2 separate regions of the Mus musculus genome follow, and region 2 is linked to region 1. The links are chromatin loops, found by intact Hi-C in ENCODE. Cell type or tissue: left cerebral cortex. All regions are shown on one strand. Each heading gives the region's core, and the rest is flanking DNA. Links, peaks and the distances in the headings are about the cores only. Region 1 overlaps Endov (endonuclease V). Region 2 overlaps Rptor (regulatory associated protein of MTOR, complex 1).

Region 1 (14,841 bases), core at 4,423-12,422:
GAGGAGCAATTGTTGGCAGGGGTTGGGGAGGAGCAATGCTGGCAGGGGTTGGGGAGGAGCAATGCTGGCAGGGGTGGGGGAGGAGCAATGCTGGCATGCTCACTAGAGGTAGATACCCAGAGGCTGGAGAGGTGCTTCCTCAGGGAAGAGCGCTCAAGCACTTGCTATTCTTGCAGAGTTCAGTGCCCAGCACTCAAGTCCACCTCACGACATGGCTCACAACAGTCTGTAATTCCAGTGTGAGGTCCTCTTCTTGCTCCTCAAGTACTACAGTTACATGCACATACCACACCCAGACACACACAAAAATGCTTTTAAAATAATGAAGAAAACAATCATATGCTAAAATAAGTTTGCCTGTGAGAGGGACTCGGGCAAGAAGGTGCAGGCGTCTCACTACAAGCCAAACAATGCAGGAGTTGGCTTTGACTTGAAAACCACCATCAAAGAGACTTAAAGGAGGAAAAGTAAAACCAAGCTGGGATGTCATTCAGTTGGTAGTGTATTTTTTTCTTTCTTTTTTTTTTTTTAAAGATTTATTTATTTCATGTATATGAGCACACTGTAGCTGTCTTCAGACACACCAGAAGAGGGTATCAGATCCCATTACAGATGGTTGTGAGCCAACATGTGGTTGCTGGGAGTTGAACTCGGGACCTCTGGAAGAGCAGTCAGTGCTCTTAACCATTGAGCCACCTCTCCAGCCCAGTTGGTCGTGTTTGTTCAGCAAGCACAGAGCCTTGGCTTTGATCTCCAGCATCAGTGTGGTGGCATAGACCTGCAATGTGGCCCCACTGCTAGGAGCTGGGAGAAGGAAGACCAGAGGCTCAAGGTCATCCAGTTCTGCTGTGATCAGACCCTGTTAAAACAAAACAAGACAAAATCCCAGCCCAAGCCCAAACTACACCCTCTCCATCAAGACCTGATCCAGGTGCCTCTGCCTGGAGTCCCGGCTCCTGCACTTTATCTTCCCATTTCCCAGGAGCCTTTAAGGACCTGGAGCAGCGGGCGCCTGCTCTGTGTGGGGAATGGGAACCAGAGTCCTATTCTATCACCACGGCGACACCCACCTGACTACTTCTTGGGCCATTCATCTGCAAGTCAGTGGTCCCGTGCCGCTGTTCTGTGCCTCTGCTTTTAATTAATCAATTGGTTAGGGCAGTGCAGTGGGGATGCTGGATTGGGTTGCTGCTGGGGTGAGTGGGCCAGGTGGGTAAGCCTCTACCTTACGACGCTGATGCTTGCTCCTCACCTTCGATACCAGATCTTTGGCTGACAAGTGGGTTTTTGGGGGGGGGGTGTTCACCCTGGCACTCTCGGGAGGGGAAGGTGGTCCAGGCTGATATCCTGCTGACTCTGGAGACACTACACCCACCATCTCACTATCAAGGAAAGAGTCACCCAGAGGCAGAGTGACTTGGCCAGGCACACTTAGCATTCAAGAACAGAGACCTGGGGCTGGAGCCCTGTACAGATGCAATCCCCAGGTCTCAACCCGAGACCTAGCCCTTCAAGGACTCTTCTGAGGAGGCAGGACAGTATGCTCCCATTGGGGTCTAAGGAGCATATGGGCTCCCCAGAAGCCAGGAGACAGCAATTGGCTCTCTTGAGGTGTTGAGGAAGGGTCAAGGTTCCCTAGCCTGGCCTGTCTGGTATGTAGGAACCATGATGGCTTGGGCCTCTCTCCTCAGGGTTGGCCATGGCTAGATCATAGTAGGCGGCTCCAGCCCTGGCAGTCCACCATTCTTGTTGTCCCATGAGCAGGAAATGGGGATGACTGGGGTCCTGAGTGACAGACACAGCAGCTAGTTTAGGTTGCCTCCCCCTGGAAGCCAACTTCTCCCAGCTGCCGGACAGGGGTAGGGATGCTGGGAAGGGGCACAGAAACTGCAGATGAATATGAAAATCTATTTGGATCTGACTTGAATTATTAAGAGGTTCAAGAATATTCTTAGCTCTAGAGAGCTGTGGTCTGCTGAGATGGACATCACTGCGGCCCTATTTTTAAGGTTCTGCGGGAAGGAGCTGAGACGCCACTGCACTTAGGGCCCCCTGCCCTCAAGCACCGGTGTCTGGGGTGTCTGAACGCCCCACCCCAGACTTGCCCACACTCTATGTTCTATCCACCCTGCTCCTTCAGTTTGCATCCCCCTGGCCCTGGCACCTCACTATCTTAGCTCCCTGTAGCAGCTCAGCCAGGTAAAATCTGGGCTGCCACACACACCCAGCGGGGCAGCTGGGCTGACAGGCCCTTGTGGGTATGGGAGAGTACTAGAAGCTAATAGTACAGGGCTGTCTTTGGGACAATAGAAATGCTTTGGCGCAGGCAAGCGTGATAATGGCTGTACACGGTAATGAATCCTTTTTGTTTGTGACAAAGCCTCAGGCCTATGTTACTCAGGGTTGCCTTGAGCCCATGCCCAGAGACTCTGGTCTCAGGCTCCCCAGACACTCCACTGTGCAAAACAAATTGTATTTTAATGACTGAAAGGATTTTCTTTCAGAACAAATCACATAAAAGTTGTCTAGAAGGCCACGTTCAGGTTCTGCCCTGCTCCTCAGTATGTGGGGAGTGGGCCCCTGGCAGTGTCTGCCTGTACAGCAGCCTGGAGAGCTACTCTGCCCAGGCTGAGGAGAGTCTGAGTGTTGGAAGGTGCCAAGCTGAGCAGCATCAGGCCTGACTTCTGTGTCTTGGGGAAGGTCTTCTGTTAAGAGTTGAACAGATGAGATGGGGTGACCAGGCTGGGTCCCCAGCCACACTTTGGTGTCTCACAGGAGTGGGAGGAGCTACCTGCTCAGGTGAGGCCTGGACAGGGGACTCTGTAAGCTGTTTTCCTCCACATCTGTGAGGATGGTCTTAAGGACTGATGGCCTTGGCCTCTGGGGCCCTACTTCTCTAAACAGCTTCCCTTCAAACAAGGATGCTGTGTGCTGGCCCTCAAGCTCGGCTGCCTTACTTCTCACCTCACATCTAAGCTTTCAATGGTTCGAGCTATTGTGGTTGAGCTTCAGCCTTTTCCTTCCCCCACCTCCAAATTCCCCCTCCACAACTCTGTCTTGACAGGGCTTGAGAAGGGAGAGGTCTGGAAGTTGGGAAGGCAGATGGTGGGGCCAGCTGTAGGCCCTCCAGCTCTGGCTTCCACAAGAGTGTCAGGGAATATGAAGAGAGAGAGAGAGAGAGTGTGTATGTGTGGTTGTGTGTGTGTGCACAGAATGTTTGTGAGAGACTGCGGAGGGCCAGTGGGTGGATGTGGACACTGCAGGAATGTCCTGCTCGGACACCCTGGGTGGCCGTGGGGTTCTTGCCCATGGAGGCTGGCCTATACATACCAGGTGTGTGGTGGGGAGGCTGCCTCCTGCCCCACACTTCATTTACTGGGTGACAGAACCACATATCTATCTTCCTTATATCCAAAACCTGAAACCCCAGGGAGTGGGGATGAGCCACCAGCTCCATCAGAGACAGCAGCAGCAGACCTACCCCCAAGGGGTAGTCACTATGGACTGACTTAGGAGGGAGTCGCAGCAGCCCAGCTGAGTCTAAATGGGCCTGGGTATCACAGGAGAACCACCCGTCTGTCCTTCCCCATCACCGACCGTCATCCCATCCTGACCACCCCCTGTGGGTATCCACAGGACTTAGTAGCTAGCTTCCCCACCATCTGTCACCTCTCCTCCAGGGAATCTGGGGACTAGGGTGAGGGCAAGAGACATGTCACAGGCGTGCCATCTCTGTGTCCCAGCTCAGATGCCACTCTGGTGAGCCTAGAATGTGTGTGGGAGGACAGGGAGGGCACTGCAGCCCTGCTGTTGGCCTGCCTCAGCAGCCCCTTCAAGGCCACCCAGACAAGAAGCCACCAGGCTAGAACAGACCCGCCTTCTTAGTGGGATGGGATTTTGACGCTCTCTGGTGAGAGGGTGGCAGGAAGAGGAGTGAGGAGCCGAGCCTGGGGCTTTCTCACCATGGGCCTCAACCGGCTTCCCATCTGGCACCCTCTGTGCAGCTGACTCCCCATCGCCCACTCTTGAGCCTGCTCCAGGATTGAGGCTTTCCCAACTGCAGGTCCCTCAAGCTCAGCGGCAAACAAGCTTGAGGACAGGCACCTTGGGGGCTGCAGCCTGGCTATGACACGGATGACAGTCTCCCGTGGCTGGGATGGTGAAGTAAGAGTGACCCATGAGGGTAAAGCCAGGAAGAACCAGGTCTGTATTCCCAAGAGGGCAAGGCAGAGCTGCTGGCACAGGTTGCCAACCGCAGGGCCTCTGGGCACCCGAGGCCTGAAGTCCTTCATGTACTCTTGGTGCTTGTGTGTGCTTCCTGGTCTGGAATATGGTCCTGCTGGGGCATGGTGACCACACTGACTAGCCAGTGATGGAGGAGGCTGGCAGCCACTGGCCTACACTGGCCCACGCTGGATTAAGCCCGCTGCATCCTCCTGGAGTTCCATGCACTGTTGCCTCTGGGGTGTGGTGCTCCACCTGTGACTGTGGTGAGGTCTCCACTGCTCCTAGAGATCATCTTCTCAGGGTGGTGACTGTACCCAGGCTGGAGAAGGAGGCCAGAGGTCCGAGTCTTCCTGATGCCCGGTTCCCTCCAACTGCTGGTCCTTCTGCTCCTGGAAGCCTGGCTCGGGGGCTTTCCGGTCTGAGCTGGAGTCTCTGCCGTCGCATTCAGGAGGCCTGCCTTGATCTGCAAGTGCTCCTGGGCCTCCTTGGGGGCATGCATTTGGCCTCTGCTCTTTCTGGCTCCTGGTAATGACACCAAGAAACAGGAAACATAAAAAGCCAGGGTGTGTCAGAAGTCCCCTTGTTCTCCAGGGGTCTCTGAGGCCTGATGAAGGGCCCAGCCTAGAGGGAAGGCCGACAGTCCTCACCTGCACAGGTGTACTCTTGTACCCTCAGGCTAGCCAAGTTCAATGGTGAAGTGGGGTAGGGCCAGCTGCCCATACCCTCAGCTCTTTAACAGCCCAGTGGCCCAGGAACAGCCCCCAGCTTCAGGGAAATGAGTATGAGGGGTGCACCCCTCACTACTTGTGCACCACCCAAGGCAGGGCCTTTGTCTTTCCCTGGGTATGAGGCACACCAGAGGCAGGGATCAAAACTGAAGCTGCCATATGTACCACGTTCTATTGCTGATACCCTGTGTCTCACTTCCCCACCCATGAGATGGGATCACAGTACCTGTTTCTTGGCAAGACTTCCCTAAGGCCTGTTCTAGTAATACCACATTGTGTAAAGAGCTCATGCCAGTCCTGTGTCCCTAGCGGAGACTGCTGATGACAACAGACTCGCTCTACCTCAAAGCTCGAAGGACTGAACTTCTGTGATGGGAGACAGGCATTCGAGGGAATGAGGTAAACAGAACCATGCCTGACTCCAAAGGTCATGCCCTTTCTGGGGAGACCTGGTCTGGACCTTTGGACAGATAAAGTGGACCAGAAAAGGCTAGGCAGCTGTACTGGGTGGTTTTATATCAGCTTGGCACAAGCTTAAGTTATCTGACAGGAGGGAACCTCAATGGAGAAGATGCCTCCTTAAGATCAGGCTGCAGGCAAGCCCCTAGAGCAGAGCATGTTCTTTTCTTTTTTTTTTTTAAGATTTATTTATTATTATATGTAAATACACTGTAGCTGTCTTCAGACACTCCAGAAGTGGGAGTCAGATCTTGTTATGGATGGTTGTGAGCCACCATGTGGTTGCTGGGATTTGAACTCTGGACCTTCGGAAGAGCAGTCGGGTGCTCTTACCCACTGAGCCATCTCACCAGCCCCAGAGCATGTTCTTAACTAGTGATCAATGGGGAAGGGTCCAGCACACAGTGGGTGTAGTGATTGATGGGGGAGGATCCAGCACACAGTGGGTGTAGTGATCAATGGGGGAGGGTCCAGCACACTGTGGGTGTAGTGGTCGATGGGGGGGGTATCCCAGCACACAGTGGGTGTAGTGATTGATGGGGGAGGGTCCAGCACACTGTGGGTGTAGTGATTGTGGGGGAGGGTCCAGCACACTGTGGGTGTAGTGATCGATGGGGGAGGGTCCAGCACACTGTGGGTGTAGTGATCGATGGGGGAGGGTTCAGCACACTGTGGGTGTAGTGATCGATGGGGGAGGGTTCAGCACACTGTGGGAGTAGTGATTGTGGGGGAGGGTCCAGCACACAGTGGGTGTAGTGATTGATGGGGGAGGGTCCAGCACACTATGGGTGTAGTGATCGATGGGGGAGGGTTCAGCACACTGTGGGTGTAGTGATCGATGGGGGAGGGTTCAGCACACTGTGGGTGTAGTGATCGATGGGGGAGGGTTCAGCACACTGTGGGCAGTATCATCCTTGGGCTGGTGGTCCTGGGTTCTATAAGAAGCAGGCTGAGCAAATCACAAGGAGCAAACCAGTGAGCAGCACCCTCCATGGCCTCAGCATCAGCTCCTGCCCCCAGGGTCCTGTGCTGCTTGAGCTCCTGTCATGACTTCCTCCAGTGATGAACAGGACACAGAAGGTTAAGACAAACCCTTTCCAATCCAACTTGCTTTTGGTCATGGTGCCTCCTCACAGCAACAAAAACCCTAACTCGGATAGCAACCACGTTTGGAGGTGGGCCTTGGGCCAGCTGAGCCAAAGGAGTGGGGTTTCTTGAGAGTTCCTACTATGTTTGAAGTCTCTGAGGGATCCCCTCCCTATGTCCCCTACCAGGCCCAGCCTCACTCTGTGGCCCTAAGCTACAACCCTGCATCAAGGACAGGATGGATTCATACACAACCCATTGCCGGTGTCCTTCCCACACTCACCTGTCCTTTCTCTGTGCAGGAGCCACCCCAAGCTGCCCTAGAGTCCTTCGGATGTACTCTCGAGAGCGGATGTCAGCCTGAAGGATACACACAGGTGTAAGCCAGGCCCTGGGCATGTCTTCCCATCCCCAGTAGCCTGGAAGCACATTCCACTCTTTCAGGGGCAGCCCACACAGGCTCATCATGTCCTTTGGGGAATCAGCCCCGCCAGTGTGTAGTTGGCAGAGAGATGCTGAGACCCTCGGGGTTGAGGTGAAGGCTGAGGGACCTGACCTCTTGCTTTTCCAGGATGCTCAGCCTCTTCTCTGACTCAGACTGTTCGTTTTCACTGGCTGTCCCTCTGATGGGTGTCAGCTGTGACACCTGTTCATCTCCAGAAAGGTTGACAAGTTACGCTAATAAAAAAGGGCTTGGGGACCACAGGTAGAGCCACAGAGAGGGACTCAGATCTGAATATGCACCCCCCTCCTCCACCTCTAAGAGCCTGGCCTCAGGAAGCCCCTGGTCCCGGCTCAGATGGGTTTAGCTTAGCTTTGGGATCACAAGACTCACAGACAGCAATAGCTAATCCTGCAGACAGCAGCTGCTCTTCAGCTAAGGGAAGTGGGCCGTGGGCAGTGGGATGTCCTGGGCTGTACCAGAGTCCGGGTTTGCACCAGAGCAGAGGGAAGGAAGACCCTAAAGACAGACACTAAGCCCTTCTTGGAGAACTTTGGGGAAGTGGAATTGTTGGGAGGGTGCTCTGCTGAGGGGCCAGTGGAAAGAAGATAGGCCAAAAGCCACAGCCCGTCCTGCCGGGCCGACAGAGCCTTATTCCCTTCCTCCCTGCCAACCTGGGCTCCCAGGCTAGGCCATCACGTGCTCGCTCTGCATGTGCCCAGGGTTTGGGAGGCTCTCTTGTGACATGTGACAGGTGTGCTCTGGATTCCAGTACTCCAGGTGCTTTGCAGGAGGCTGCCCCCTTACTTGCTAGGACAGAAACCACTGTAACTCTGGGAAACATCACGGCTAACAATGCAGGTCTGGGGCTGCACAGCTCTGGGCTGCAGGTGCTAAGGGAGTGCATCGCTGACTTGCTCTCATTAGATGGCCAGGATGGAAGGGGAAAGGCCTTCTGGGGCTTGAGAGACCACTGCACCTGTAACAGCAGTAACACCCCAGATGAGGACTCAGTTAAAGAAGGCCTTCCTTGGGGGATGACAAGAACTCACTCATTCTCAGAGGCTACCTCTGGGCAGCCTTTCCAGGAGCAGGGCTGAGCATCACAGGATGCACTGCCTGCTGCTGCCCCCTGGAGGCCATCCTGTGCACCTGCAGCTCTCCTGAGGGCTGAGCCTAGGCAGGCTCTGGGCAGTCCAGCCTGTAGCCCTTCCTTCACACCTCCCAAAGACCTCACAGCCTCCAGAAGGAATGGAGTTGTGACCTGAAAAACTGTCCCACAGCTGATGTAGACAGCAGCTGCTCTAAGTCCCTTGCTAGTGAGCCCTGGAACTGTACGCTTCCTGCTGTGGCTGAGTTGCTCGAATGCATCAAATTCCTCCTGAACCAGGGCTTTTGATAGTGCCTTTCCAGAGTCTGGACTGTCCTAGCCTCCTCTAAAGAGTGGTTTTTCCTGGGTTCTCAACCTAGGGTTTGGACAGGCACCACCACGTGACAGGTGCATGTTGGGATCTCAGTTGCATGCTGCTTTCCTGTAGGGTGAGATGACTGGTTAATCAGTGTTGAGCCTCTGGGTCCCTGAACAGCAGCTTAGGTAACAGGTGTCTGGCAGAGCCATGGCCTGGGGTCCCAATTGGTGTCTCTGGCACAAGCACTAGCTTCCTCAATGTAGCCACCGAATGACCCTGTGAGATCCTCTGACCAAGGGTTGCGTCCAACTTGTCCTGCTTTCAGGCTCTCTCATCAAGGGCCTGGGGATCTGTCCTCAGATGCCTGCAGAGACCCACCCCAAGTGAGACTGTGTGATGGTTTGTATATGCTTGGCCCAGGGAGTGGCACTATTAGGAGGTGTGGCCTTGTTGGAGTAGGTGTGTCACTGTGGGCGTGGGCTTTACACCCTTACCCTAACTGCCTGGAAGCAGCTGCCTTTGGAACAAGAGGTAGAGCTCTCTCAGCTCCTCCAGTGCCATGCCTGCCTGGATGCTGCCATGCTTCCCATCATAATAACAGACTGAACCTCTGGACCTGTAAGCCAGCTCCAGTGAAATGAGTGCCTTTGTAAAAATTTCCTTGGTCATGGTGTCTCATCACAGCAATAAAAGACAAACAACTAGGTGGCAATGTCAGTCCCCCCCCCCCACACACACACACAACTCTCCCACTCCCACCACAGCCCCATACCTGGCGTATAGGTTCTGGGATCCGGAACCTACAGCAGTGGTGGGTGAGGCGCACAGCGACCTCCAGGCTTATTCTGTGGCCCACAGAGACATAGAGGGGCTTGGTGCTGTGGTCATGGCTCCTCAGGGCCTGTGGAAGGAGGACAAGCATGGATGGGCAACGTTGCTGTGGAGCAGGACCAGCCTCAGGACTGAGGCTGTGAGGATGTCCTGGAGGGCTGGAAGGAGTTCACAGGGTGCAAGGACTCTGGGGCTGTTGGCCCTCAGGCATCTTCAGGTGGCACATGGGGTGAGGGTAGCCAGAGGAGAATGTGACACAGCATACCCTGGTTGGTCGCAGGATATGTAGGGAACAGGGTCCAGCCCCCACAAAGTGCATGTGTGCACGTGTGCACGTGTGCATGAGCTGCCTTGTGGCATGGCCTAGGTCCCGAGTCTGGGCAAGGCACAGCTTTCTGGCCACTCACCATTCCCAGGACAGTCCCAGAGCTGCCTATCAGAGGAAATGTGTCTCCTCCGGCCTGCAGGAGCACAATCTGGGAAACAGAAAAAAACTGTAAAAATACCTTTTTAAAAACATGTATCGCAGGAATGCTAGTGCACACCTTTAGTCCCAGCGCCAGACAGGCAGAGGGCAGAGCTCTGTGAGTTTGAGGCTAGACAGGACTACACAGTGAGACCTCCATCTCACACAAACTAACAAACAATCAAATCCCAAGCAAAAGTGCAGGTCGGCTAGATACACCATCCTCAGGAGCATCGTTCACCTTCTTCGGGAAGGAGTCTCATTGGCCTGGAGCTCACCAAGAGGCCTTTGTGCCGTTCTGATGCTGGCATAACAAGCACGGCCCCCATGCTCAGCACTTTTTACATGGCTAATGGGAACCAACCTCAAGTCTTTATACGCAGGATAAGCACTTTGCTGATGGAGCCATCCCTCAACCCACTGCCCCTTCTCAAACAGCTGAAGGGCAAACTTGATTCTTTAAAAGATTATCTTTAAGAACAGGGCATGCGTAGATGTCTGTGGGGGATATGAGGGCAGATGCTCAGAGAAGCTGGGGCATCAGATTGCTGGGAGCTGAAGTTACCATGGTCGTCAGCTATGCAGCATTGGAGCTGGGAGCCCAGAGTGGGCCCTGCAAGAGCAGGATGTACTCTAAGTCTTGAGCCACTGCCCCAGCCCAGCAAATTTCATTTCAAAGGCCTAGGCAGGGATGCAAGGTGCCCTCCCAGACCCCACAGGGGCCACACTGAATATGTTGGTGACTGTGCTGAGGTCGCTGCCATGAAGTTCCATCTACTCTGGTAACTGAGGCTTAGAAAAAGGGTTGTGGCTTGCCAAGGCCCCAAGAGGCAGGTGGAGGGCACACAGGTGACACTGGGCACAGCAGTCCATGTCCAGGCTGAAGCTGCCACCTCCTGAAAGCTTCCTTTCTAGCTAGGGGCTTGGCACAAGTCAACCCACAGCCCCTTCCTTCTGGGTGGGGAGGGCCAGTACATCTATCCATCAGGCTGCCATGATCAGGCTGCCATGAGCGGACCTGGGTCTGTCCACTCTGCCAGCTCAACACATAACTCACTCTCTACACAGGCTCCTGGGAACTAGGAAAGAGACAGTCAGGTCTCTTGGAACTTCGTTCTGTGGGATAAACATTATGTCAATGGCTTCCCCTGGATGAAGTGAGGATCTAGGGTAGAAAATGGTACACTGGGGGCAGAGCAAGGACTACAGTCACAATGACAGTAAGCAGGGTCTGCAGGCTGACTGTGAACACCACGGAGGGAAGAAGGTGGCTAGTGTGATATGGAAACCTGGAAACCCTGTCCCCGGGGACTGGAGGACATGGCCCTGCGTGCGTGTGATCCTGGCACAGAAGCAAGGAAGTAGGGGAGACAAACATGGTGGGAGGCACCCAGGAAGCTTATGAGAGCTGAGCCACTGCTCTGAACTGTCCAGAGGCACTTGGAAGGCAGTGCCCAGGGAAAAGTGGGTCTGCTTCTGGGTAAGACACCAGTGACGTGAGGGTGTGCCAGCAGGCCAGGCTGGAGCTGAGGTGCCCCAAGAGGTGGCTAACACAGGCACACCTGGTTGAGTCACAGGGAGTCCCAAAGCCCTTCTCACCTTCTCCTTGTGCAGAGCATTGTTCTCCAGTCCATCCACCTGCAGGAGCTTCTTGGCCACCCCGATGCATGGCAGCTCTGTAAGGACACCAAGGTGGCAGGCCACCCCGAAGCCTGCAGGGGAGCAAAGGGCGAGAGTACGGTGGCGGGGATGGGATGGGAGCCAGCCACAATCGCTCATCTATAGACGCAGACTCTTGGCCCAAACTGACTGCACTGTGAATGGGCCCTCTGTCCTGAAAGCACCAGTGTCAAGGAAGGGTGTGGGAAGCCCCCTCCTCTGACAGCATGGTTGAACTAAGACACACAGATCCTCATGACCCTTCACCCTCTTCCATCTGCTGCTGTCCTCAGGCCTCTGCAGACGGGTCACCTATGGACTGGGCCTTGTCAGCATATCTGGATTGAAGTGGCTGGGAACATACACCCAGGAGTTGCCTGCTGGCCCAGAACTGCTGTCCAGATTAGCATTTGTGTATCCTTTGGCTCCGGGCCTATGGTTTCTAGTCAAAACCCCTCTCATTCCTGATGGCTATGAAGGCCAATAGCTCCCTCATGCCCTACTTGCAAGAGCCAGTGTACAGTGCCTTGGCATGCATAGGGACAAAGCCTGCAGGTAGCTCAGGGCCAGTGTGGGAATGGAGGTAACCTGAGCTCAGTCATTAGTCTGTAGGCATTGGGTCAGCCTAGAGGAGGTACTGGGTACAGGCCAGTGTAGGGTACTGTGGGAGGTAAGTGGGTACAAAGGGGTGGGGTAAGAGGTGGTGGAAAACATTCTCCTCTCTCACGGCACCCATCTGACTCTTTTAGGAGAATTACCTCGTTGGTGAAGCACCCCGTTTCCATCCACAAGAACGACCTACGGAGCCACAGGGGAGTCAGTCAGCTGGGCTGCCCTGGGGCAGTGAGAAGGGGAGATGGCAACAGGGATCCTGCTTTTTAAAAATCTTATCCCCTTCTTTCTGTGGGTGGCAGTGGTCTGAGGGGACCTTCCCTCCCTAAGCACAAGCAGAGGGGTTCTCCTCACCTTAGGAGGCACCTACCTGGGGCATGAGATCTGGTTCCTTCTCTTGCAGCCGCTGTACCAACTCCACCAGGAAAGGGACCTCTCGGAAGGCCAGGAAGCCTGACACATAGGGGGCCTTCAGGCCAACCATGCGGCTGTCCTCATACACCACCTGACAGCGAGGCAGCAGGGACAGGTCAGATGCTGGCTGCAACCACCTGTTCCATTTCATTCCTCTGCCTCCCACCCATGGCTTCCACCTGTGGTCAGGATTAGCCCAGAGTCTGGAAGACAGGGTGAAATGATCCACTTGCAAGTGGGTGTTGGAGAGTCAACTTAAGTGTCATCTTACAGGTGCTTGCATTGGGACCTGGTGTGGATGAGAGCCCCCAAAGACCTAGTGTACAGGGAATAGCCTAGGGCCTGGAGTGTATGAGGAGCAGCAGCACCCCCGAATCTCATCTCTTTTAGGAGCTTGGCTGAGGTGGTGGCCAGCCTCAGGCCGACCTGCTCCTTGTACTCCTGGCTCACTCCTTGTCAATGTGAGCTGACCACCTGCTGAAGGCTCAGAGTATACCCTGGATGAGTATACCCTGTGAGCCTGGCAGTACTGAATGCACCTCAGAAAAACCATGGGGAAAAGGCCAGGCAAGTAGGACAGGGCTCTGAAATCTTCAGAACATTTTGGAGATGGGCAAAGAATGCCTTTAGAGCCAGGCAAGCTGCAAGAACAGAGCCCCAAAGAATGGGGAAACTCAGGAGAGCTCAGGACAGTAGGTCTTGTGCATTCTGTGAGGAGGCGTGGAGGAAGTAGGGGACCAGATGGCTTTCAGGAGGAGCTGGGGACAACCCAGGGCCTTTCTTAGGTCTTCTCTAACAAAAAGACTAGTTTTCAAACTAAAAGCACCTTATCACATGAAGATGGCCAGCTTCTCACTTGAGCACTAAGGGGCTCTGCACACAGCACAGGGCCTCCACCAGCCTCACTGGCCTGCTGTGCAGACCCATTCCTACTGTGTTCTTCAGAACATTTCCCCACCCAGGCTCTTGATGAGAGCTTCTAGCACAGTTCTCAAGGGGCCCTGAGGCTGGATCTGTACCTAAGCACGCCTAGAGAACTGGCTACTGTGTGCTGGGGCTTGGCCTCCTAACACTTCCACAAGTGATGCAGGAAGAAACTTCTCAAAGCTGCAATGACTCCAAGTCAGGTGTCCACTCAGATTCTGACTCAAGACAGCAAAGGATGGAGACCACTGCAGACAAGCGCAACTGATCCAAATGCAGTGCTGTAGCTCCCAGGCCCAACCGACACACACCTGCAACACAGCTCCTGCCCCTAAGGCTCGGGGACCACTGAGTCTCGGGTGGTAAAACTCTAAGAGCTAGAGGAACATGTTTGCCGTGAGACTGTGTCTCCTAGGAATGTCAGAAGCTGCAGCCATGAATTCCCACCAACATGGCTGCCTTAATGACCTGCAGGTGGATTACACAGACAGACATTTGGACAGGGACAGGGGAGAGCTCAGCAGGCCTCAGCCCCAGACAAAGAACCACAGGCCACTGAGGAATGCTGGAAGCAGGAGAGATAGTCTGCCCTGGGGAAGAGCACACCTCTTTGGTTAACCAATGGTCAATCCTGAAATCACACACATACAAGGAACATTCCACAGAGAGCAGTGAAGAGGTAAACGGGAGAGTTCGTAGGGCGTGAAGGGAAAGGGGAAGATTTGTAATCATATTGTAATACCAAAAAATAATTAAGGAAAGTGCTTAGAGTGTCTTAAGCTCAACTTACACAGATGTGCGTGGATATGAGATTCACGGACCCACATGAACTTATCACACTGGGTGAATTATAATTGCTAGATAATTGTGTTTAGTTAGGTACGTTAGGTGTGAGGTGCAGAGATGGATGCCGCTGACAGCAACACTAGGGGCCACCAGCAAACGAAGCAGTGTAAGTTACTGTGGCCTTCAGGATAGAGCAAACAGGAAACAGCCAACAGTAGGAGGGCAGGCACTGCTGCCAGCACTCATGAGGAAAACTCAGACAGAGAAGTCTCTTCTTCCCATGAAAAAGGACACACTGGGTACAGATGGCCAGCTATGGGAGGAGCTAACCCATAGGCTGCCATCTGTCAAGGATGCTGAGGAAAGAATTCCTGACCGTCTAAAGGTGGACTATTAATTCTCCAAGCAGGGTTAGTCTATGGGGAACCTGCTGTGGGAGATGGGTTTCCCCAGTAAATGGGCTGTGGCTCTGGAATGGTATTTAATAGCTTTACTGTGACTTTCCACTTTACAAAACTCAAGAGGGTATAACTGGTGAGTTCTGGTGTTTCCAGCATTATGATCTAACTTTACATATTTTGTTTATTGTAAAAGTGTTTTTGTCTGCACTCTGTAAGCACAACATATGTGTAGTGTTCATGGAGGCCAGAAGAGAGCCATGGGATTCCCCAGAACTAAGTTACAGAAGGTGTGAGATGCCATGTGGTGCTGAACACTGACACAGCAAGCATTCTTTACAACCAAGCAGTCTCTCTAGGCCCCCGAATCTAACTTTAGAACATCTCTTCCATCTCACAA
Region 2 (14,841 bases), core at 2,215-10,214, 120 kb before region 1:
AAGGAGGAAGTAGAGCAAGTCTCGTAGCCATGCCTGTTAAAACCCAACCCTGCAAACCTGAAATTGCAGTACCTGGCAAATGCCCTAAGCAAAGGTCATGGGAGCTTGGTATCTATCAGCATCACTGATAACATTTAAAACATCTTATGTTCTGGGACAATGGACAGTATGGTGTAACTTTAATATTTTTAAATCTTATTTTTAATGATGGTTCTTAAAGGATACGGGGAAGTGGACCTGTCTGGAAAGGATACGGGGAAGTGGACCTGCCGGAAAGGACACGGGGAAGTGGACCTGTCTGGAAAGGATACGGGGAAGTGGACCTGCTGGAAAGGACACGGGGAAGTGGACCTGTCTGGAAAGGACACGGGGAAGTGGACCTGCTGGAAAGGACACGGGGAAGTGGACCTGCCGGAAAGGATACGGGGAAGTGGACCTGTCTGGAAAGGATACGGGGAAGTGGACCTGTCTGGAAAGGATATGGGGAAGTGGACCTGTCTGGAAAGGACACGGGGAAGTGGACCTGCCGGAAAGGATACGGGGAAGTGGACCTGTCTGGAAAGGATACGGGGAAGTGGACCTGCTGGAAAGGACACGGGGAAGTGGACCTGTCTGGAAAGGATACGGGGAAGTGGACCTGCTGGAAAGGACACGGGGAAGTGGACCTGTCTGGAAAGGACACGGGGAAGTGGACCTGTCTGGAAAGGACGCGGGGAAGTGGACCTGCTGGAAAGGACACGGGGAAGTGGACCTGCTGGAAAGGTTCTTTTGGAGCAACTCCCATCTGTGTTGTCTGGAAATCAGCAGTTCAATCTACTCAAAAAAAAATTTTTTTTTTGTTTTTGTTTTTCAAGACAGGGTTTCTCTGTATGGCCCTGGCTGTCCTGGAACTCACTTTGTAGACCAGGCTGGCCTCGAACTCAGAAATCCACCTGCCTCTGCCTCCCAAGTGCTGGGATTAAAGGTGTGTGCCACCACACCTGGCCACTCAAAAACATTTTATGGATACATCAACAGCCCAGTTTGGTAGAGTCAGGGTATGCAAACACAATTCAGCAATGGCAGCACGACCTAACAGAGACAGCCAGGCCTCAGTCCCAGCACAAGTCAGCAGGAGGGACCCTAAGGGACATTCTCAGCTGTGTCTCTCTCAGCAAAGAGAAGATCAGTGAAGACTCGACCCACAAGCTCTATAAGCAAGCCTAGCTCAGCCTCCGCCATTGTCTATCTAGTCCTTTTTATACTCCATCCAAACGTCGAGTGTCCTGTATAGGTCTCGTCTCAATACGTGCCTTGCCTCAGCACGAGTCTCGTCCTAGCACATGATATCATTTTGTCAACCAGCCTGAGTGGGCGGAAGCAGCAAAAACTATAGCACACCACCGGAAGTTTTTTGCTATATTTCTCTCTATGGAGTCCTGGCAAATGCAACGCAACTATCACAATGTATGGCGGACCAATATATGTGTGTTGTTAGCAAAGAATCCTTCATCACGTGTCCTTTCACACACTTACTTTAGCAGAACATCCTCTCTCCTGTGTGTTTCAGTGAAATGTTCTTTTACAAGTCTGTCTTAGTCTTTCGCCGTGTCCACTTGAGCTAAATGTTCCTTCACACATTTGCTCCAGCAAAACACCAACCGACCAACTTTCCAAGGGACCCTTATGTTTCCACTTCAGTACAGCTTACACCTTTTGTGGGTCCTTGCAGTACAGGACAGGGACCCCACAGCAGAGGCAAGAAAGATTTCTCAGCAATGAAGGGTACTAGGGGCTGTTTCAGGGGACCCAGGCTCAATTCCTAACAGCCATCTGTAATTCATCTCAGTGACCCAACGCCCCCTACTGGCCTCCACAGACACTGCACGCATGTGGTACAGATAAATATGCAGACAAAACATCCAACACATAATAAATAAAACCCCATACCAGGCAAAGCTATCTACCGAATTTAGAGAACAACTGATAAAACTTTCAGAGAAATAAGGCCTGGGAGAGAGAGCTACACAAGCTAAAGCAAAGCCAGGCATGGGCCATGGGCACCAGGCAGTGCATTTGGCCTGACAGTCACCAGCTGCTGTCCTGACCCTCATCTCACTGTGTGCTGCTACCTGTGTCTTTGCACAGGCGTGACACATAAAGGTATAAACAGAGGGAGCAGTCTCTTGACAACGTAATATTTTCATTCAACAGGCAGCTCCTCACTAAGCCTTCTGCAGGGGGCTTTCACACTGTTGTGCCTTCTACGACTGCCGAGATCTGATGTGAAACATGAGCAAGTCTAGCCATGTGAGGAGACCTTAGAAATACCAACGTCAGAGGAAACCTTCCAGCCAGAGCCCTAAAGTCAGCACCACTTCAAAACTGGAGCTGTGGTCTGTGAACAGGGCCCGGGTGTCCTAAGATGGGAATGTGCAAGCAAGAGAGGAACAAGAAAAGAAAAATATGGGCTAGAGAGATGGCTCAGCGGTTAAGAGTTCTCTCGGATCTTCCAGAGGTCCTGAATTCAATTCCAAGCAACCACATGGTGGCTCACAACCATCTGTAATGGGATCCAATTCCCTCTTCTGGTGTGTCTGAAGACAGCTACAGTGTGCTCATTCATAAGATAAATAAAATCTGAAGGAAAGAAAGAAAGAGAGAAAGAGAGAGAAAAGGAAAATATGGAAAGGCCAAGTGTCACCTGCAAAATCCCTGCAGCACCCACTCAGAGGTGAAGCAGAGCTCTGGAAAGCAGAGGGGGAGGGGTGAACTGCACATTGCCTGAAGTTTCTCATTATTGCTTTTTGAAAAGGGGACATGGGCTCAAGTTTAGTTATATAAGAAGTAAACTGAGAAATAAGACAAGCACATCCTGAAGGCAACGCTGCCCACTACACTACCTGAGACAACGGCAGCACGGACACGGGGATCACCTGTAAAGTAGAAGGCAGCGATCAGTTCAGCATGTCTCAATTTAGCAAAGTCTGTGACAAGTCAAGTGTGGATTTCTGTCTCTCAGGCTCAATTTCAGAGAAAGATAGGCCTGTGTAGAGCTGGCATACGCAGGGAGATCAGGCTGGCTGAAGTAGAAGTTAACATATGGCTTCCCAGTCCAACTACACAATTAAACCCATGCCAGAAACAGAGGATTGATGCCCTCACAGCCTCTGCACGTCCTCACCAGACCCTCCATCTGCCTGAGTGCAGAGCGCCGTTGACACACTACAAACAGCAGAATGATCTATGCAGACCATCAGCTCGAAGCCTCGACCTGACTGAGAACAGCCTCAGATGCTCCAAACCACACAAATGCTCATGCAAAGGATGAAGATAGCACTGCATCTGCTCCTAGACTATGGGGTGCAGGCCACGGCTCTGAGAAACACTACAAACTTTAAACCTCTACTCACGATATGCAAATAGCCCGGAATAGAATTCACTCTAAGAACACTCTAAGTTCAGCTGCCCTTGAACTACTGTTATAAGGCACAAAAAAGGACAAATGCCAAGAACAGGCCCACCTTGCCAAGGATAACAGGCACCCCAAGTTGTGTGGCCCATGGAAGCCCTGGCATGCACACTGCCCTGGGACACTAAGGAGAGATGAGCTAAAGCACCGGCGGCTGTCGTGGGACCAGGAGTCCCTCCACAGTCCGTCCTGCCACCATCTCCAGCTGCCGTCCCTCGTCAGCTTTCAGCACCTGTTCACAGGGCAGTGGGCAGGGCTGGGGAAAGATATAGAATCCAGCCACTATGCTCCCATGCCTGCTTGGTATTTTATGAATCCATATAAATAATGTGTGGCTCACTCTGAATGTCTGAACTCTGGTAACATCTTGTCAGTAAATATCCAACATGTCTGAGATCATTTATTTTAATAAAGTTTCATGACTCACCAGCTACCAAAGCCTTGATTTAATTCAAAGTTCAGAACATAATTCCCATTTTCTCAGGATAAATTTTTTTTCTAAATAAACACTAGATCAAAGTAACACCACAATGATGGCATACATTTTCTAAAACTACAGAGAAGTGACAGGCCAAATGCTGCTGTCAGCTGCCTCTAGTAAGAACAGATCACTGCGAACTGAGGGGCTGCTAGGAAGGAAGGTTTCCACCACCACAGACAGCACACTCCCAGCCTCCTCCCTCCACCCACCCACCGTAGCACACAGGCACCAGAAGAGCAGCCTCTCCCCTGCGTGCTGGAAAGCCTGCCCAGGTTCTTTGGCTTGGTTATTCACAGCTTGCCCTACAGCTAGCCATTTCCTTACTCTTTTACTTTTAGTTCCCCTGAGTTCTAACCTTAAAATTTCAAAAAGAAAATTCACATGTCACAGCCCTCCTGAGAAACTCCCAGATGAGTAGTTCTCTGTAGCTCTCGATTAAGTCCCACAAAGGGAAAGTAAACTTCACCACAGCACAGCCAGGATACTGACCAATTCCCTTCACGACTGAGAAAGACTGCAGCACCCAGGTCACACAACTATGGCTCTGAAGATAGGACACACCTAAAGGACCTGGCCACCAGGCACTACCCAGTTCCATCTCACATACCATCACCAGCTGGAGCCAAACCTATGCAAAGCAGCAAAAAAGTTGGGAGGCACCCCTGCTTCTCTCTGGCAACACGATGCCGACCTCTGCTTGCTCAGGGCCAACAATCTGGAAAGGCCCCAGACACTCACAACCGACCTTTGCTTGCTCAGCTTCACAACATCCTTCTGCCAAGGAACTCAGCACCTGTTACAACAGGATCCAAGTTACTTTAAGTTCCACACCACCAGGAACATCAGGCCAAGGCCACCACCAGCTTAACAGAGGAACACTGCAACCGGATTCATAGGTGTCTGCTATAAGAGCCTACCCAGAGCCTACTGGTACCCAGCAGACAGAGGCAGAACACTGGATATACACTGCAGGTACCATCATGCATTCAAAGTCCTGATTCATTTTCTAAATTTAAAAAGAGACACAGACTTAAACTACCCATCTTCTGTTGTCCACTGTAAATATATAAGATCAGATACACATGACCAGAGCCAAGCATACACCTGGAGCAAACAGGTGAGGACACAGGAGCTAAATTCTCAGTGACAGGAACAACCTGGTTACACTGAGAACCTCTCATCAATCGTGTTCAGCAATGGCAGCATGGCAGCCTGTTTCACAGAAAACTACATGGGTAATTCAAGAGCCAACCATCGAAGCCCACAGCCCTGGGAATCAGCCGTGCTCTCCCCTAGATGTGCTCCATTTGCCGTCCACGGGCCCTGCGTCAGCCATCCTCTGCCTGGCACAGAAAGCTCCTTATCTCTTGGGACAGGCTCGAAATCAGCCAAGTCTGCCCCAGTAAGGGATCTGCACAGTCGTCTCAGAAGCCATCTCCTAATTCCTAAAGTTCAGAAACTGCTGGTCTAGCCTTGAAGAGCACCATTAGATCCTTCAGAGCCTTCCCTGCTGCTGTCTGCTACTAGGCACAGGACCACTTCCAGATCTCTTAGAAACTGCCTGTGTATGCTCTGTTCTGAGGATGCTACTCACAGAGAAGATCAAGAAAAAAAAAAAAACATCTCAGTGCACAGCTGAGTGTGCAGAAGAAGCAAAGCGTGTGCAGCAGGCACTCTGTCCACCCGTGGAGGCAGTGTCACACGCAGCTTTGTATGCCCCATGCTCTTCACACAGTTAAGTGTTTATTCACAACTGGACAATAATGAGAAATAGAAAGTGGAAGAAGGAAGGAACAAAGGTAAAAAGGAAGAAAAAGGAACAGAACTGGGGAGGGGGTGGAATCTACAACACTGATCCTCACCCTGTGAGTCCCAATCCCCTAGTGGGTGTTGAATGACCACAGCACAAGGGCTGCCTAAGGCCATCGGAAAACAGATACTAACACTACGTTCATAACAGTAGCAAATTACAATTATGAAGTAGCAACAAAAATCACTCTGTGGTTAGGGGTCACCACAAGAGACGCTGTATTACAGGGCCCCGGCATTAGGCAGGGTGAGAACTAGTGCTCTACAGGCAGGACTTCGACTAGAGCACACATTACACTTCACTACTTCCTGCCACTTCACACTCTGAATCATGCTAATCATGGTGTGCACGCCCACTCCGTTCCTGTACTTTCCCATTTCTTGTCATCAATGAACTTGATCAGCACACTTCCAAATTCTTGCCCACAGAAATGACAACGGACTGACAAGGACACTGGATCCCCTGGAACTGGTTACATACAGATGATTCTAAGTGGCCATGTGGTGGATAGAAACCAAATCCAGGTTCTCTGGAAAAGCAGCCAGTGCCGTTAACTGTGGAGCTCTCTCTCCAGCCCCAAGTTGCTGATTTTTTTTTTCTTTTTCAGTGCCCAGGGCTTTGGCAAGCTAGGCAAATGCTCTCAGTGAACTATATGACAGCCACATAAAATTATTTAAATTATTGAAAAATCCAGAAACAGCCTGCCTAACAGTAGAAATGAGTTTCATACATGACAGTTACCCCTGTAGTTAAAAATGTATGATTCCAAGGAAATCCCCCAGATGATGGAGCTAAGATCAATCAGGAAAGAGCCAGGAGTAAGGAGGCCATGCTCACACATGGTGACCAGCCCTGCTTTTCCAAATGGCTGTCAAGAGATGATTTTCAAGTTCCAGCTCTAAAATACAGACAGAGCAGTCAATCACAGATGTGTCCGGTGACTCCACACAACACTGTTGGGCATACTCCCACAGTCCTAATCTTTGGCACTAAAATTATTAACAGAGTAAAGGCTAATCTAAGAAGCTCAGGTAGAACGTCATTGCAACCTTCCTGACTGAATTCACTTCACTACCAACAGCCTGAGGAAGAACATGGTTGTAAAAAAGGTTGAACATTTCTCAGCTACATAATCACCAACCTCTTTGAAATATCTTAACTCCTTCCCATGTTTTAAAAGGACACTCCCTTGGAAAGAATGGCAGCTCCCAGTGAGTGACATGTAGCAGGACATGAAGTGAGAGGGTCTGAGCCTGACTTGGGGTGGGGGGTGGGGGGCGCCTATCCCTTGGGCAGATGGTCGGTGTCAATGTAGCAAATCTCTAGCCACAAGACTAGGAAGAGTCCAGAGAGCCTTTGATGGCTACCAAGGTGGGCTGTGACTCTGCAATCAAAGCAACAGCCTGAAGGGGACTAAGAAGCCAGAGCAGAAAACCTGCTCTGACCTTAGCTAGTGCCACTCCCTCCCAGGAAGGGTGCGTGCATGAACACTTGGAGAAACAAGTAACAAGACTAACTGCTGCTGCCCGTGGAAGCTCAAGTACAGGCAGAAGGACTGAGTGAAGGCACAGCCTGACTAGTCTGCGGCAAGTCCTGCTTCCTCTCTAAGAGAACTTCCTGTGCCCTAGAAAAAGGCAGGAGGGCAAAAGAAAAAAAGAAGGAAAAAAAAAAAAAAACACAATGCACTCCTTTCTGTCAGATTGTCTCCTGGGTCCCCAGCTCCTTTATTCTGTGAGGACTCACCTCAGCCAACAGCAATCTCTGTCCCCACCTGTGGGACAGGCCCTTCTCTAACTTCTGTCCAGGCCCTAGGGGAAGGGGTGGCTACCTCCTGCTGTTATCTTCCAACATCTCAAGTTTTCCTTTCTTTCAGTCTAAAATCCTGACAAACTAATTCCTTACATAAAGCCTTCTGCTGACATGTGCAGCAGGTTCTCTGTCATCTTTCTGGATGCCAAGAGCCCTCATAACACATCAACTCAGACACAGCTCTGAACCCACAGAGTCCGATAAAGACTGTCCTGTCACTTAATAGCACTGAGCAGCTGAAAAATCCTGCTGACCAGAAACCACATCTGGCAGGTGTCCGGTTTCACCAGAATAGCCCACTCTAGGGACAGCTGGGCTGAGTTCAGGGGGACACTGTGCCTTTGCAAATCACTTTCACCCTCAGACCTCCAACTCCCTCCTTGAGCAGCCAACATCTCATGACTTCCGAGGTACCCTCCAAACCAGATGTAAATGGGTAAGGTGAAGACTGAGAAGGAAATGGTTAACATCAGCTAACGAAGAAGAGAAGAGATGTCTTGGTCAGTGAGCCAGGTGTGGTGTGTGCACTTGTAATCCAGCGCTGAGGAAGTAGGGACAGGGCATCTCTGAGTTGCCTTGGTCAGTGTCTCTTCATGGCAATAGAACAATGACTACAACAGTGACCCAAACTGCCTGTAGAAGCAAACAGGGACTCCACGTGAACACAGACACCCTTCCTCTCAGGCTCCTCCAGACTCACACAAATAATTTACAACAACAAAAACAAGGAGTAGGCTGTAGAGCTGGCTCAGAGGTTAAACGCACTGTGTGTCCTTCCAAAGGTCCTAAGTTCAATTCCCAGCAACCACATGGTGGCTCACAACCACCTGTAATGAGATCTTCTGGCCTACAGACACACATGCAAGGCAGAACACTGTATACATAATGAATAAATTAAAAAAAACAAAAAACAAAGAATAAGAAGAAACAGCAAGCTGGGTGTAGTGGCCAGGCCTTTAGTTCCAGCACTTGAGAGGCAGAGGTGATGGATCTCTGTGAGTTTGAAGCCAGAGAAAAGTACATAGTGGTGAGACTTTGTCTCAAAGCACAGGAATAAACAAGTGCGGGAAGATGTCCAGCAGAAGCAGCAGAAGCCCCCAAAGCCAGAGGATGGAACTGCCATGGAGGCAAATGTGACCTCCACATGCCTGGGGACACCTACATCCTCACACCGAAAGACTGGAACAGGATGGTTACTAGTTTAAGTAAATTAGTAATAAATAAGAGAATTACCTAGAATCTAAGAGGGGGGGATTCAGATAACAACAGGCAGCAGTTTAGACACTGGGAGAAGAAAATGGAGGGACATCACAACAAAGAGCAAAAAGACAAAGGACAACACAGACAGACAGAGGTATACTCTAACTAGGAGTTCAGCATGATCCTCCCGCCCCTGCTCCCTGAACACTGGACTGTAGGTGTCCACCACCACACAGGGTTCTCCCACGCTAGGGGATCAACCAGCGCATCAAGCTTGCTAGGTAAACACTGCCCAGTGAGCGACAGCTCCAGACAGGGTTGTTTTGGTTTGTCTTTTTTTTTTTTTTTTTTTTTTTTGAGGGGTGGTGGTGGTGGTTGTTTTTAACTGATGAAGGCACTAAATCACAGACTCAAAAAAAAAAAAAAATCCTTTAAGTTCATAGGTAAAATGGGCAGAAATACCCACCCACCCCGAGAAAACAGGAAGTTTCTTGAAAGCAGTGGAGAGAAGTGAAGCCAGCCAACATGAAGAGAAGCGCCTTGCCAACTAGCCAGGCCCTTCACCTAGCTAACATCAACAGAAGCCCCTAGTGAGACTGCATCTACAAGCCTGTAAGAAATATCAGGGAAAATATTCTTCAAGAATCGGGGCTGAATAAAGATATTTTCTGAGTAATAAATTTGATGTCACCAAGCCCTTGTGAGAAGAAATTCTAAAATCTTTCCATTAAAATGAGGAATCCCACCCAAAACTCAAGGGGGTGGGGCTGGGAATAAACCAATCACAGACAGAAACAAACAAAAGAAATGACTTCTGGGACCTTGTGCTGTAACTGTTCTCCTCTCCTCTGTGCTGCCTCGACTGCTGTTACAGAAGAAGGCCAGGTTACTTCACAAAGAGTAAAGGAGAGAGATTAGACATTTCCAATGCATTTTTTTTAAGTATAAATAAGATGCTAGATTTAGGACTAAATAAAAAAAAATTAACTGCTTTAATTAAAAGATAAAAATCAAGCCAGGCAGTTGTAGCACATGATTTTAGTTCCAGCACTCAGGGAGCAGAGGCAGGCAGATCTCTAAGTACAAGGCCAGCCTGGTTGTCCTGGAAGTGAGTTCCAGGACAACCAAGGCTACACAGAGAAACCCTGAATCATGTAGACAGACAGACAGATCATCAGGCTGAACTAATAGCTGTTTACACAGACATATGGAGCACAAAATGATACAGAAACACTGACCTACATAAAGGGATGGAAAATAAGCAACAGAGAACCTGGTCGGTGCCTGGTGTTAACAAGGCCAAAAAGATCTGAAGTAAAAAGCACTGTTATGGGTTTAAAAAGCCACTTCCAAGTGATGCAGACTCAGAGTGTATAACATGACAGCACAGCCTCAGAATACAACCACAGCAGGAAGCACTGACCAGAAGGATAGAGAGAAAGAAAGAAAGAAAGAAAGAAAGAAAGAACGAACCAGCCTTCTGAGACCATGAAACTCATTTCAATGTCACTAGACTGTAAAGCAAGCTGTACGAGCCACAACACTAGGGGGCGCCATCCACTTAGGACAGTACTGTCCACAGGCGCCCCTAACCACAAGTGCACTAGCCAAGGATGACTCGGCAGCCATCACAGATGACTTCAATCACAAGCAACTGAAAAAAAAAAAAAATCAAACTCATCCTAGAAAATCTCACCTATGCTACAAATTACAAAGCAGGATAAGCATGCCTGTGCTCACCCATAATCCCAATATACATGAGGCAGAGGCAAGAGGATTCTGGGATTGACTTTAGCGCAGGCTACATAATGAAACCCCACCGCAAAAACAGAACAACAAAATACTTCTAAATAACAAATTACTTAATTCAAAGTGAAAAGCAAAATAATCTAAAGTGAAGAACCACATCACTGCAGGAAAATGTACAGAATCAATGAGACAGTCACCTCCCAGAACTAACACCAAGGAAACAGATGGCTGGAGACTCACACTAAGTGTCCATCTTGAGAATCTATCCCTTAAGCCAGGTGGTAGCTAGGGCAGGATTTCCACAAGTCTGAGGTGAGGCTAGAATGCATCAGAGTTTCAGGCCAACCTAGACAGACAGACAGACTCCCCTTTAAGGGCAGGGGTAAAAGCTGAGCCTGTTAGTACATACCTTTAATCCCAGGCAGAGGCAGGTAGATCTCTGAGTTTGAGGCCAACCTGGTCTACAGAGTGAGTTCCAGGACAGCCAGGACTACACCAAAAAAAAAAAAAAAAAAAAAAAAACTGTAATAAAAAACAACAACAACAAAGCCTAAATCCACAGAGCCAGGGAGGTGAGGGAGGGAAGGCCCTTGCCACTGTGCTAAGCCTGACACTGTCTGAGTTCCATCTCCTAGAAGCCACAGGGTGAGGAAGAAACCAACTCTTGCAAGCTGTCTTCTGACTTTTACACATGCACAAATAAATATACTTAAATTTTTTCATAATTATTGTATTTTACCTGTATAGGTATTTTGCTTGCATGCATGTCTGTGTGCCATGTGAGTGCCTGGTGACTGAAGCTCTTAACCCTAAGCTATTTAAATCAAAAAGCCTAATTAAAAAAAATATTAAAGCTTTTATAAAGAACACTTACATGGCTTCTCAGGCAGTGCTAGCAGTCACGGGGAGGAGGATGGGGGGATCTTGCTGTCCTGAGACTGACTAACTGTGGCTCAGGAGCTAACACCAAGCTCAACCCAGCGGCTAGAGCAATGGCACAGCACCTGGTCCCTGACCACCTGAACCCACTCTGCTTTATGCACTGCAATGTTCAGGAATGTCCACATTCAGCACAGGGCAGGTGAACTGGAACACACATGTAATGTGTGCGTGGAAGGCAAGAGTCAACACAGCTAGTCAATATCCGTGCTGCATACGCCTCAAAGAAGTAAGATGCTAACTGCTCCTGACAGAGGAGTTAACAGATGTCAGGGCAGGATGCATCAAGGACACTCAGGTTACTGAGATGTCCTCTTTTCTGAAGAGGGGCTGGGTTCACAAATGTTCCTTTTACAAATATTGATTGATATGGAAATAGTCAGTTCATAATTTTTAAAAAAGAAATCAGGTAGGGCTACACAGGCCTGCTTTTAATACAAAACAGGTCAGTAAATGGGCAAGTCCTTGCAAGAGGTTGGTGGCTAAAGCACAAAGTTTGTACAATGAGCTAAGCCTTTAAGGTGGTGAGTAAGTAAATCTGAGACTGTGATGAAGGGTCCAGCCTGGAGCTACCACAGTCCCAGAGAGGACCTGAGCCTTACTAAAGCATAAATAACAATCACTTCTGCTTCACCTCTGACCTGCCAGCTTTACAAAGGACATCCCTCCCACCACCCCCTAGGGGAAGGTAGAGCGTGGATTCTAGACCAGCAGCTCCTCATCTGGGAACCATGACTTTAGTCTGGTAGACCAAGCCATCTTAAACTTTATTGTTGTAAGCTACTCAGTAAAATCCAGGGCTGCAGAGATGGCTCAGCAGTTAAGAACACTAGCAGCCATGGCAGAGGACCTGGGTCAGTTCTCAGCACCAACAAAGCAGCTCACAAGTGTCTCTAACTCCAGTTCCAGGGAATCCAACACGCATGGTGCACATACATCCAAGCAAACACTTAAACACATAAAATAGAAGTCCACTGTAACTTCTTAGAGAATCATCTTTCAACATTGTAATCTACCTAATAGTAAGCAATGTGATCTGTGTTTTTATCCCAATCAAAAACTACTTAGAAAAACAATGGAGCAGAGGATATACCTGCAATCCCAGTACTGGGGAGGCTAATGCAGAGGACAGCCATGAATTCAAAGACAGCTTAGACTACATAGCAAGATCCTATCTCAAAAGAACAGATAGATAGATAGATAGATAGATAGATAGATAGATAGATAGATAAGAAGGGGAGGGGAGAAGAGAGGAAAGAAGAAGCGAGCAGAGGAGAGGCAAAGAGAGTTGGAAAGGACCCAACTCCTGCAGTAGACCCAAAAGCTTAAAGCTTAAGTTCTTCAGACTGAAGGACAATGCTACTTTTAAACTCAGCTTACACAAAGAGAAGAAAATTGAAAACATAAATACACAGGAAATATAAAGGTACTTCCTAATTTTTAAATGTGTTTAAAAATAATCAACTGCTTAATAATAAAATAGAGTAGTGTAGGGCTTAAAACATGTACAGTTAAAACATAAAATATCCACAGCATCGACACAAGGAAGACGGAGGACTAGAAGCTTGTCCCTCCCAGCTCCTATGTCACTATATGTCACAGTAACAACCTCAGCAGGGTCACCTGGTTAAGAGAAAGATATAGTGTCATAAACCTGAGACAGCTAGGAAGTAACAGAAGACCAAATATAAGGTAACCTTTTCTTTTACAACTGATCATAGTAAAATAATCCCAGGGGCTGGGATGTAAGGGGCAGAGCACTCAAATCTGCTAGGTTTGTCCTATGTTTCAAAAACAAAAACAAAACAAAACAAACTTCCATTCCAGAAAAACATAAACAAAACATCATACCTACTATTCTCTCACCTCCATCTCCTATCCTACCCACCAGTCCTATCTGTCCACACACTCCTCCATAGGCAAATAGTCTTTCACCTAACACAACTTCCAAGAGGCCAAAATGAAGCAGTGCAGCAGGCTCTTCTGAGTCGTTTGTTTTAACTAACAGCCTGCTTTGGGGAGCTCCTGGGACAGTACATGGGACACACATCCCTCCCTGTCCACAGCACTGCTCTGAGGTCACATCATGCCATCATGCCTTCTCTGCAACAGGGAAGCAGGTTATTGGAATCCATCAAAGAACAGGTGCAGAGGAGGGGTGCTATAGCAGACAGTACTATAAAGGCCAGGGTCCTTAGACTTTAAAATTGCTCACAGCTGTATTACGACAACTGCATCAAGTCCAAGGCATCCCACTGCGAAAGCATTCATACTGCTTTCAAAACACGTCTCTATGCATAAGTCACCTAATCACAGAAAGTCAGCTACAGAATCAACCACAATCTACTTGGCATAAAATGCTTCCCCATAAGAGACAATCTGACTGAACTTTCCCAAACATGTAACTAAGTAGAAATTATCACTAAGTCCCAATAATAAACAGATTACCCAACAGTTAGCTACTGGGAATCAGAAGGACTGAGATTCGGCCACCACCGCTGTATCTACCACACAGACACAGACTCTCACTAACAAGGAGCTAACCACAGCCCTGCTCAGCAGAACCGAAAGTCCTAGGGAAGTAAGCCAAGAGAATTAAGTAAGCTCCAGGGCCGCTACAGTGTGCACAGACACAGCAACACATCACCACCGTCAACGTGACTGGATCTGTAGTCAGTAGAGGGTCACACTTCTACAGGTGTGTGAGGAGTGAGAGGTTTTATTGAGGAGACCAGTTTTTGATTGTCCAATGGGTCGAAAAGAAAACAGAGAGAAAGCAAGTGAAACCCCACGTCCATCTCTCTGCCTCCTGACTGGAGGCAATGGACCAGCCACCTCCCACTTTGCAGCCGTGCCGTCCCCACGAGGACTGTGCCCTTGAACTGTGTGCCTTCAACCTGTGAGCCAAAATAGAACTTTGCCTCTTTAAGTGCTTTTCAGCTATTTGGCCACCATGATGAGAAACCTAATTCACACAGCCGCTGACCACATGGATATCACTCTCATCACAGTGCCCTGCGAAGCCAAGGAGAGGCTCATTTGCTATGAATCAAACCAAAATTCTGGAACTTGGTAACAAGGTCTTGGCTCTGTTAAAAAAGAAGAAGAAGAAGCCTTTTGAAACGGGGACAGAGAAGGGTAAGATGTAGCTGCTTTCCTGGTATCAGGGCAGATCCACAAGGATTCGCCACCAGAGGAATCAGATTTTAATAGGGCTTACAAGATTAGGTTTTAGTTGTTGTGCCCAGAGACTGAGTTACCATTGGTGGGGCGGGGCAGGGGGGGGGAGGAATAGTTGTAAAGGGTTATTGATGAGCCCAGCAAGCAGGATGAGAAAACAAAAAACCAACTCTAGCCTGCCCCAATCCTAGTATCTCACGGTCAGTACCAGCCCCCGCTTCC

What was found. Hi-C counts contacts between places; a loop is a spot of excess contacts. Peaks named below come from ENCODE experiments on the same cell type or tissue, not always from the same donor. Only the 100,000 strongest peaks of a DNase experiment are listed, where the experiment ranks them.
Region 2: a loop joins it to region 1, with 3 times the contacts of the local background. A loop is called at or near these places in 14 of 42 quality-filtered maps.

Annotation. Positions count from the first base shown.
Region 1 is chr11:119,497,110-119,511,950 of GRCm38, reverse strand. Endov (endonuclease V) reads right to left here. Exons shown (of 9, transcript NM_001164636.1): 3 at 12,290-12,424; 4 at 12,066-12,105; 5 at 11,248-11,360; 6 at 9,590-9,658; 7 at 9,124-9,252; 8 at 6,784-6,860; 9 at 486-4,749. The coding sequence ends at 4,524. Among named protein-coding and RNA genes, the nearest start is that of Endov, 13 kb to the right of the region's middle. In left cerebral cortex, for the core only: a CTCF peak has its summit at 8,087 (motif pointing left); a DNase peak (open chromatin) is centred at 8,069; H3K27ac peaks cover 250 bases.
Region 2 is chr11:119,614,448-119,629,288 of GRCm38, reverse strand. The region is part of intron 1 of Rptor (regulatory associated protein of MTOR, complex 1); the gene reads right to left. Among named protein-coding and RNA genes, the nearest start is that of Rptor, 19 kb to the right of the region's middle. In left cerebral cortex, for the core only: no CTCF peak of the experiment used is centred there; DNase peaks (open chromatin) are centred at 3,106, 4,130 and 6,090.